3 separate regions of the Homo sapiens genome follow, and regions 2 and 3 are each linked to region 1. The links are chromatin contacts, found by Hi-C or POLR2A ChIA-PET in ENCODE. All regions are on one chromosome and are shown on one strand. Each heading gives the region's core, a stretch centred on a gene start or an enhancer-like site at or near the end of the contact. The rest is flanking DNA. Distances are from core to core; before and after follow the strand shown. Region 1 holds the start of FAM168A (family with sequence similarity 168 member A). Region 2 holds the start of PGM2L1 (phosphoglucomutase 2 like 1). Region 3 overlaps ARAP1 (ArfGAP with RhoGAP domain, ankyrin repeat and PH domain 1).

Region 1 (2,844 bases), core at 153-2,652:
TGAAACCCCATCTCTACTAAAAATACAAAAATTAGCTGGATGTGGTGGCGCGCGCCTGTAGTCCCAGCTACTCAGGAGGCTGAGGCAGGAGAATCGCTTGAACCCGGGAGGCAGAGGTTGCAGTGACCTGCGATCGCCCCCACTTTACTCCAGCCTGGCTATAGATCCAGACTCCGTCTCAAAAAACAAAAAAAACCTACGTGCAATCTGACACCCTTTCCCCCAAGATAATCATTGCTAATATTTTGGCGAACCTCTTTCCTGAAATCTCTCCATGCTTGTAGAATATTGTGTCAAACCTCACATAAATGCACTCGTGTAGACATGCTGTTGTGTAATCAACTTTTTCCCCGAAGAATAAATTGTGAATAGCTTTTCATGTCAATAGATTTATATCATTTTAAATGGCTCCTTAGTATTGCATTGTATGTATATGTCACGTCTTATTTAAGCAGCACCCTATCGATGAACATTTACTCCCTTCATAATTAACTACGTCATATAACAACTTTGTGCATTCATCTTTTCGAAATTGTTCGATCATCTTTTTAAGGTAAATTCTTAAAAGTAATGGAGCTGGGTCAAGAAGAGGATATGCCCTTTGTCGTTTGGATTCAAGTTGCCGAATCGTCCTCAAATTTGCAGGGAGACCAGCGAGGAAGCTCCGGCATTAGTTCTGGTGAGAGACAGCTGAAACGGAGATGGCGAGGGATGAACAGAATCACAGGTGATCTAGCCCATCAAGGCCCATCCTCGGTGGGCTGGCGTATTCCTTCCCTTTTGCCTCTCTTTCACTTCTTTTTCTTAACATGGAGGAAGAACCGAGAACTCCATCTCCCAGCATTTCGCAGGGACCACACTCCCTGGGAACTGTAGTACCGGGTCTGAGAAGGGTCCGGAAGGAGAATAGGAAGCTGAGGGGCATGCTGGGAGGTGTAGTCCAGAGACAGAGACGAGAGGGAGAGGGAGAGAGGGAGAGAGGGAGAGAGGGAGAGACAGAGAGTGTGTGTGTGTGTGTGGGCGGGGGGAGGGGGGTGTCTATGCAAAGAGGATGGAGACGCTGCGAGTACGGCCCCTTGGGGATGGGGCCTCGGGCGACCTGACTTTCCTCACAGGTGGTCTTTGAGTCTACAAAATTCGCCAGCGGATGGTTGGCTTTATTCCACTGTCCGTGACCGGAGAGGGCGCGGCCCCTCTGCACCGGGCTCGCGGCGGGAGGCGCAGGCCGCGCGCGGGCTAAAGCAGGGCATGCCGGGAGTTGTGGTCCCGGCGCTCTGAGGCTGTGGGACGTGTCGCGGCGCCGCGCCGGCTCCTCCTTCCCTGCCCTTCTGAGCGGTCCCCCGCCTCCTCCCTCCGCCTCCTCCTCCCTCGCCCGCAGCCGAGCGTCCCCTCCCCCCACCCGTCGGGCTCCTCGGCGGCTACTGCAGAGGATTCAGAGCCGAGTCGCTGAGGAGGAGGCTCCGGTCCCCGCGCGCCATCCGCCACCCTACTGGACACGGGCGAGAGCGTCGCCGCCGTAGCCTCCGGAGAAGACAAGGGCATCGCCGCCTCAGCCGCCGCCGCCGCCGTTTTCGCCTGCAGCTGCTCACCGGTGAGGAGACTCCCCCCGCCACAGGGTCCGCTGGTCCTGAGTCTGGGCCGGTGGCGCTGGCGAGAATGAGAGGGGAGGCTGCGGAGCCCCCGTGCAGGTTGGGGGGAGGGGGTTGAGGTCGCGATGGAACGGCGGGCTGGCGGGGGAGACTTGTCCAGGCGCTGGCCGGGGGTGGGGTGAGGGTGGGACCCAAGCAGGTTGGGGGGCGGGCGACAAGGGAGGAGGACTTTTGATGGAGAATAACCCAACCTGGGACAGGAGAGTGGGGTGGGGGCGTCGGGTTGGAATTCGGGATGGTCTTGGGGCGAGGTGGAAGATGAGACTAGGGTGGGATGGCTTTTAATGGGGGAGGGGACTGAATGAGGGTGGTGATTTGGGTTTGGCCTGGAGCAGTTGACAGCTTGGGATCTGAGCTGGGGTGAGGGGCAGGGGAATGATTTCAACGGAGAGTGAGTGGCATGTACAGGGTTGGTTAGGGCCCTGCGTAGTGTTAATTCAGAAGGGTGGAATTTGGGGTGGACCTGGGGCAGGATGATGGAGGTGGCAGGAGTTGGGGGTGAGGGGCTTGGCATGGGTTGAGACCCAAGCTTGAAGTGGGTGTTTGTCATCTGGGGCTGGTGGAATTTGTGGAGACTTATGGAATAGCATGGGTTAGGATAGAGCAGAAGAGTGCAATTTGGGGGTTTCCTGGGGTGGGCTGATGGAGGTTGGAATAGGAGTTGGTGGAGGTGGGACATTCAGTGAGGGGAGTGTGATGGTGAGCTGGCAGGAAGGGGCCACATTGGAAGTCAGGCCCGAAATGGGAGGACAGGGATGGAAATGGAGTGTGGGGCACAGTGGGTTGGATTTAGGGTGATCTTACAATCACTGGAAAGGGCATGGTGGCTCCTTGGTTGCAGAGTCAAGGCAGAGGGCACATAAAACATCACTGGGCTGCTTTCATTGAAAGGATAGCGGCAGGGGTGAGCAAAGTTGGGGGATGGTATCTTGAAGAAAATATCCCTTGGCCAAGGTGGCAGAGGGAGTTTTGGAGAAGGACTTTCGGAGATGAGCTGGTAGGCCTGGGGAGGTGGTTGCTGATGGTGAGGTGGCACAGGGGAAATTTAAGGAATGGGAGACCTGGAGCTGTTGGTATGGATGGGGCAGAGAGGATGGAGAGGGACAGTGAGCTGTGCTGGAGAGCAGGGGGGAATTGGGTTGGATTATTTTGGTGGTGAAGGATTGGGGTGGCCTCCAAGAGACACATGAGGGTT
Region 2 (3,103 bases), core at 200-2,699, 800 kb before region 1:
GGTACCACAATCCTTTTGTACCTTGGTAGTTTGAATTTTATTATGGTAAATGGCACTTTAAAGGAAATAAAGTAATACTTTGAACTTAATATGTCTTTTATCTGTGAACCTCAAAGCAGCCTAATGCCATTTATTAAGTTACTGTACAGCCATGATGTAAATATTATCATACCTTCCTTACAAAAAAGCTGACTAGGGAAAGAGTTGTAATGTACTTGCCCAAAATCATAGCCATTCTAAGAAGGCCAAACCAAGAAACGGAGGAGTAGCTAGGTGGCTGACAGGTCAGCACTTCTCAGCATTTCCCAGACCTCAACTTAGGTGAGCTTTCCATAGGAGAGACGGCTAAGAAGTAACGGAAGACTATTTCAATTTGGGTGAACCAATTTCCTTTTCCTCCGTATTCCCATTACCATTGCTCTTGGTATCTTGTGATGCTTATACATTCTTATATTTAGGTTAAATGCCGACCATCTTCCCTCAACAACTTCCTTATCTATTTTCCAGTAATCTTGTTCTCCCTACCTCCTAGTTTACTATAGCAGCAGAGATATTAGATTGGTACAAAAGTCATTGCCGTTTTTGCCATTACTTTTAATGCCATTATTTTTAATGGCAAAAACAGCAATTACTTTTGCACCGACCTAATAAAATAACTGCCAGCTGAGGGGATCTGAAATGAGATTGGAACCCTAGTTTGACCGCTCACGAACTCGGCCTCTTAGGAGAGGTGTCTCAGGGAGTCAGTTTCTTCTTTGTGTGTGAAACGGAAAAGGACTACGCCCCTGTACCTTACTGAGGGATTGAGGCGATAGAACGCGATTCGTAAACTGCACAGCACTAAACGGATACCACTTTGTCCCCTTACTATGTCATTCCTTGTTTAATTTAATGCCAGGGCCACACAGCGCAGCATAACTAATAGGGATAGGGCGTGTCTGTAGGGAACTACCTCGAGGTAGATCTTTTTCTTTTGAGGAAAGGGGGAACGCGGAGCTGCTGGGAGTCGTAGTCTCGGCGGCGGTCTCCGCTGAGCTCAGACAAAGGAAAGAACTACAACTCCCGTGAGGCAGTGCGCGGACAGCTCGCACTGCCCCTCCTCCCCCAACCGGCGCGTGCCCCCAAGAGAAACTGGGGGCCTGCGCGCGCGCTGGGGACCTGCAGGGCAAGCGCAAAGGCAGCTTGCTAGTGGTAGCCGTGAGAGCAGATCGAGGAAAGGAGACCCTTGGCAAATTAAAAAATAAAAAGAACCGTGCACTATTGCCTCACCACCCGGACGGGCTGTAAACCCCCACTACTTCGGAGGCGTGGGGAGCGCGCTCCCGGGCTCCAGTCTAGAACTTCGGGGACTTAAATCAGCAAGGGCGGGAAGGGGCGGGGCCTAAGGCGCGGGGCGGGGCCGTAGGCGGGGCGGGCGGCGGCGGCGGCGGCGGAGCCAGGACCCAGACATCTGGGACTGTTGTTCTCTCGCGGCGCGACCGCCTCAGTCACTTCGCCCAGAGACCCGGACCTGGTCCGCTGGGGAGCAGGCGGCCATAAACCCCCTCTCTCCCGGTTCCCTGACGCCGCGGCAGGAGCTGTTACGAACACCCTGCGGTTGGTCTCCGATGCCCTTCAGTGAGGTGGGGACGCCTGGACCCTGGTGAGCGAACCCCAAGCCACCCCCCACCCCAACTCAGTGTCTTCGCCGGCCCCCGGCCCGTACGCCTGTCTGGTCGCCATGGCTGAAAACACAGAGGGGGATCTGAACTCCAACCTGCTCCACGCCCCCTACCACACCGGGGACCCTCAGCTGGACACGGCCATCGGGCAGTGGCTCCGCTGGGATAAGGTGGGTACCTGGTCAGCCCGGCAAACGCCGTCGCCTCCCCCACACAGTCTGCTCTTTCCTGTGCCCACCCAGCGCCCCGCGGGCTGCAGAGGAGATGGCTCGGGACACCGAGCGGGGGGCAGCGGAGCAGGGCGTTGCCACCCACCTATGCGTGGGGTTGCTCCTTCGGACTGCCAGAGCCGGGCGGCAACATCTGCATCGCTTCCTTCTGCAGTGCTCTCAATTGTAACCTCCCTTCCTCTTCTTTACCCTCTTTCCTTTCAAGTGCTGTCTTCCCTCTTTCTTCAAAAAAAAAAAAAAAAAAATCATCATCATTGTAAGTTATACCCTAAACAACGATTTCCTTTCCCTTTTTCTCCCTTGACTTCCTTCTCCACATACCTGAAAGTGGTTTCTGGCACCCTTACTGGGCGTTTCTAACCGCTATCCGCTTTAGTTCTGGTCTGGTGTGTTTCCTCCTTCTGTCGCTAGGTAGTTGCTGGCCTTTTATCACTCCCTGGTATTGTCTAGTATCACCTTTTGCTGTTGGGAAAGGCAAGGCGCTTACCTCTTCTTTCTCCTGCTGGCAGCTATTTTCTGGAATTAATCTGTTCAAGGAATCGTGTTTTCCAGGTTTCATGTGGTACTCTTAATACAGGATTGTTTTTGCCTTAACCATTACTTCTCTACCAACACCTCCCCACCCACCCTCCGCCCCCACCTCCAAGTTGTGGTGGTAATTAAACCTCGTGCGGGCATTTGGGATGAATTTGTGACAATCAGAATTAAAATGCAGCTATCTTACTTGTAAAAGAGGTCCCTGGTAGCTCCAACAGAGGAAGATAATCCAAGCTTTTGCTTTGTCAAGTGCGTAAAATACCTTTGTTGAAGTAGAGAAGGCAGCACATTTAAAATGGAATTAATGACACTGAATTAAGGAATTTGTATGGTAGTATGTGACATTATGTTGTACAAATGAATTTCCTTAAGGCTTCACTTTCTGAAAGTTTTGTTTTTACTTTATTCATTCATTCATTCAGCAAAAAAATATTGAATGCTGAGTGCGTGTTTTAGGTCTTGTTAGACCCAGGAAATACTTGTGAGGAAAATAGAAAGGGTTCCTGCCCTCAACAAGCCTCAGTTAGCAGATGAGGAAGACCAACAAATAAGCAACTACAATGAGGTATTTGGTGTTAATTGGTCATATGTATATTGGACGAATAATTCTTCCTCTACAGTCTAAACTAATGCTTCTCAAACCTTAATGTGCTTATAGATCACCTGGGGATCTTG
Region 3 (3,059 bases), core at 504-3,003, 860 kb after region 1:
TTTCTTATTTGCCTAAAGGCCCCACCTGGGTTGGAGACAGCTCTTCTCCCCCTGCTCCCCACAGTCCCCAAGGGGAGCTGGTGAGTTCATTGTATGATGGGAGTGTGCCATGCCAGGGCATTCCAGGGGAGGTCCAGAATGCCGTGAAGTCAGGTCTGGTCTGGAGCTCTGCAGGGGGACATGGCTGGAGGTAGGCTGTGGTAGTCATTGGTGTCTGGGGTAACCGAGAACCTCAGGATGTGGAGGGAGTCTAGCCCAGAGCCTGGCTACAAGCCTAGCACCCAGGGTCAGGACTAGCCAAGACCTTAGGGCTAGGGACAGGAAGTGACTGCCTGACGGCAGAGGAGTGAGCAGAAGAGCACGCTGGCCTCCAGTACACATGCGGTGGCGTGTCATGGTCATCTGGGTGCCAGGCTCTAGGAGGCAGGGAGTGACAGCTCTACTTTGTGGAGGGGAAACTGAGGCTCAGAATGTGATGTGACTTGCCCCAGGCTTCAGACAAGAAATGGTGGAGCCAGGACTGGAACCAGACTTGCCTTGCATACTGGGTGGGGAGGGGGCCCAGGCCTGGAGCCGAGGGACATTGCTGATAGACCCCCAACTCCCCACCAGCAAGCTGAGGCAGCTCTTCATTCCCCCGGCTCTGGGGTCCCACTCAGTCCTCACTGCCCTGAGGGGCTGCTCCCCATCAGCCACCAGCACTCCGGAGACCCCAGAAGACAGGCCACACCACACATGGGCCAGGACAGGAATCTCCTGGTGCCAGGGAGAGTTATAGGGCAGAGATGCGGCCTGGGGTAGGACAGGAGACCCCAGTGTGCCTTCCTGAGACTGTTATGTGGTGGCCACCAGTCCCCGAGAGATGGAAAATAGGCTGCTTGGCCCAGAGATCGGTCAGCTGCCCACTCGAAGGCTGTACCTGCTGCCTTTCCTGGCAGGGCTGGAGGGAGGTGGCTTCTGCAGAGGCGTGGGGGCCACTTCTGCACCCTCTGGGCTGGGAACCCAGCCCCCACTAGTTCCTCATATCTGCGGAAGTGCCTCTAACACTCTTGCCTGAGTGAGCGGAGCCTGGAGAAGGCCCAGGAGGGCAGCAGACCGAAGAGGCCCTATGCAGAGGTATCACCTGGTGACTGGGCCGGGGAGGGGGCCAAGGGTGGGGTATTGGGCTGTGGGGTTGTTGCACACAGTTGAATTGCTGGTAGGAGCTGTGTGTGGTGGGAAAGGGCAGATCTGAGGTGTGGCCATTGGGTGGGGTGGTAGGTGTGTGTGGCCCTGGGAGATGTGTGGCCCTTGAGGTAGTGTGAGGTGTGCATTTGTGGTACCAGTGGGGTGTGGTTTGTAGACCCAGGCCTGGCCAGAGCTGGCTGTGTATGTTCTTGGTTCCTGTTGGGGAGCTCCGAGGAGTTTCCTGAGGTCTGGATGCTGGGGTCGCTGCCCTGCCTGCCTGTGCTGGGACAGCTGGGCCCAGGGTAGGGGATGAGGCTGTATAAGGGAGGTGGTGGTGGACAAGCTGAGGCCTCAGTTAGGACCCCTAGCCTGCCTTCCTCCCCTCCTTGCTCCCCATAGGGCTAGGTCTTTCCTTGAACCCAGGGCAGAGGCCTGTGCGGAGGGGAGCTGAGGATGCAATCAGGGGAGGCGGCCTGGCCAAGAGGACTCCAGAGCTGGGTGTGGAAAGGGTTAGGACCTTTAAGGCTGCCCTGATCCAGGGCTGACTCATGCAAATCAGAATGCAAAACAGGCTCAGGGAGGCCTCAAGAGAGAGCCACACCCACACGGTCAGCAGACTATGCAGGTGACGGAGGGCCAGCCATTGAGCCTTTCTCTCTAAACATCTTCTGTTCCCACCCCACTGACATCTCCTGTCACCAAATTCACCAGGTCCTTTTCTGTCCCTGGGCTTTGCACACCCAGTCCCCTTTGCCTGGAATGGCCTCCACCTGGCCACCTCCTACTTATCCTTCAAGGCCCAAGTCAGGGGTTCCTTCTAGAAGCCTCCCTTACTTCACCAGACAGAAGCAGTCACGTCCTCTGAAGGCCCCGTGAGCTCCAGCAGGTGACCTGGTGAGTTTCTACCTCACACAGCTTCCATGACATTGACATAGAGAAGAATCACAGGCCTTAGGGTTGTTATAAGAACAAATGAGGGACTGGGTGCGGTGGCTCACGCCTGTACTCCCAGCACTTTGGGAGGCCAAGAGGGGAAGCTCGCATGAACTCAGGAGTTCGAGACCAGCCTGGGCAACGTGGCAAAACCCCATCTCTACAAAAAGTACAAATATTAGCCAGGCATGGTGCATGCCCCTGTAGTCCCAGCTACTCTGGAGAGGCTGAGGTAGGAGGATCACTTGAGCCCAGGAGGCTGAGGTTGCAGTGAGCTGAGATCACACCACTGCACTCCAGCCTGGGTGACAGAGTGACCCTGTTTCAAAAAAAAAAAAAAGAACAAATGAGATGAAGGAGAAAATCTAGCAGGGGCTGGGCACATGGTTGCCAAATGGTGTGCATTTAGGGAAAGAAGGAAGCTGGAGGGTGCCTGTCTTTGGCTAAGGCTCTGGGTCATCTTCTTGCTGGGCCGGTGAAACAGGTCACTAGTCAGTAGTGGGTAGAGATATTACCATGGAGTTGCTGGGCTGGGACAGAGAAGGGGTGATGAGATTTGAACTCTGACCTTGGGGTTGAAATGGTAGGTAGAGGACAGAAGGGCAAAAGTTTTGGTTCCAGCAAGAAGTACTCAAGCCAGACGTGAAGAAGGACTGGCTGACAAGGATTAGAGATTCCAGGCGACCCTTACCTCTGGACTGGGACTGAGTGCACCTGTGAGCCCAGCCAGGTCCTGGGCACCACTGTGGACAGCAGAGGAGATAAGAAGGGGTATGGACTCTCAGGATACTCCAGGATACATGGGGGATTGGGTGGAGGTGGACCCCCACAAAACAAGCAACCAAAGAGAGAGCAGAAGCAGTGCCGAGATATGGGGCTCAGCCTCAGAGGACTAGGAGCTTGAGGGGGCAGTCAGGGCAGACTTTTTGGAGGAGCTGGCCTGGAGCCACCTGAAGATG

Evidence for each region. Hi-C counts contacts between places; a loop is a spot of excess contacts on that map. ChIA-PET counts read pairs that join two places held with the same protein, here RNA polymerase II (POLR2A). Pooled maps may share reads with other maps.
Region 2: a map of CD4-positive, alpha-beta T cell shows a loop between it and region 1 (11-fold over the local background). The contact joins the promoter of PGM2L1 here to the promoter of FAM168A in region 1. A Hi-C loop is called at or near these places in 2 of 168 maps with a recorded cell type or tissue (CD4-positive, alpha-beta T cell and CD8-positive, alpha-beta T cell), 2 of 37 single-sample maps with no recorded cell type and 14 of 50 pooled maps.
Region 3: a pooled map shows a loop between it and region 1 (8-fold over the local background). The contact joins the enhancer-like site here to the promoter of FAM168A in region 1. A Hi-C loop is called at or near these places in 7 of 50 pooled maps. POLR2A ChIA-PET finds 5 or more read pairs at or near these places in 2 of 52 experiments (B cell and OCI-LY7).

Annotation. Positions count from the first base shown.
Region 1 is chr11:73,596,670-73,599,513 of GRCh38, reverse strand. It overlaps FAM168A (family with sequence similarity 168 member A), which reads left to right and starts at 1,402. Exons shown (of 8, transcript NM_015159.3): 1 at 1,402-1,591. RefSeq lists silencers at 959-1,188, 1,319-1,448 and an enhancer at 1,340-2,068.
Region 2 is chr11:74,396,779-74,399,881 of GRCh38, reverse strand. It overlaps PGM2L1 (phosphoglucomutase 2 like 1), which reads left to right and starts at 1,449. Exons shown (of 14, transcript NM_173582.6): 1 at 1,449-1,831. The coding sequence starts at 1,721. MIR548AL (microRNA 548al) reads right to left here and starts at 645; the gene lies at 549-645. RefSeq lists enhancers at 465-1,085, 985-1,354, 1,086-1,707, 2,799-3,103.
Region 3 is chr11:72,737,010-72,740,068 of GRCh38, reverse strand. All of the region lies in intron 1 of ARAP1 (ArfGAP with RhoGAP domain, ankyrin repeat and PH domain 1), which reads left to right. Among named protein-coding and RNA genes, the nearest start is that of ARAP1, 14 kb to the left of the region's middle. RefSeq lists an enhancer at 2,930-3,029. Within about 2 kb of position 1,753, at least 17 of the 41 ENCODE cell types and tissues checked have a DNase peak (open chromatin) inside an H3K27ac peak, as active enhancers do; they include B cell and OCI-LY7, where a contact is called at or near this core.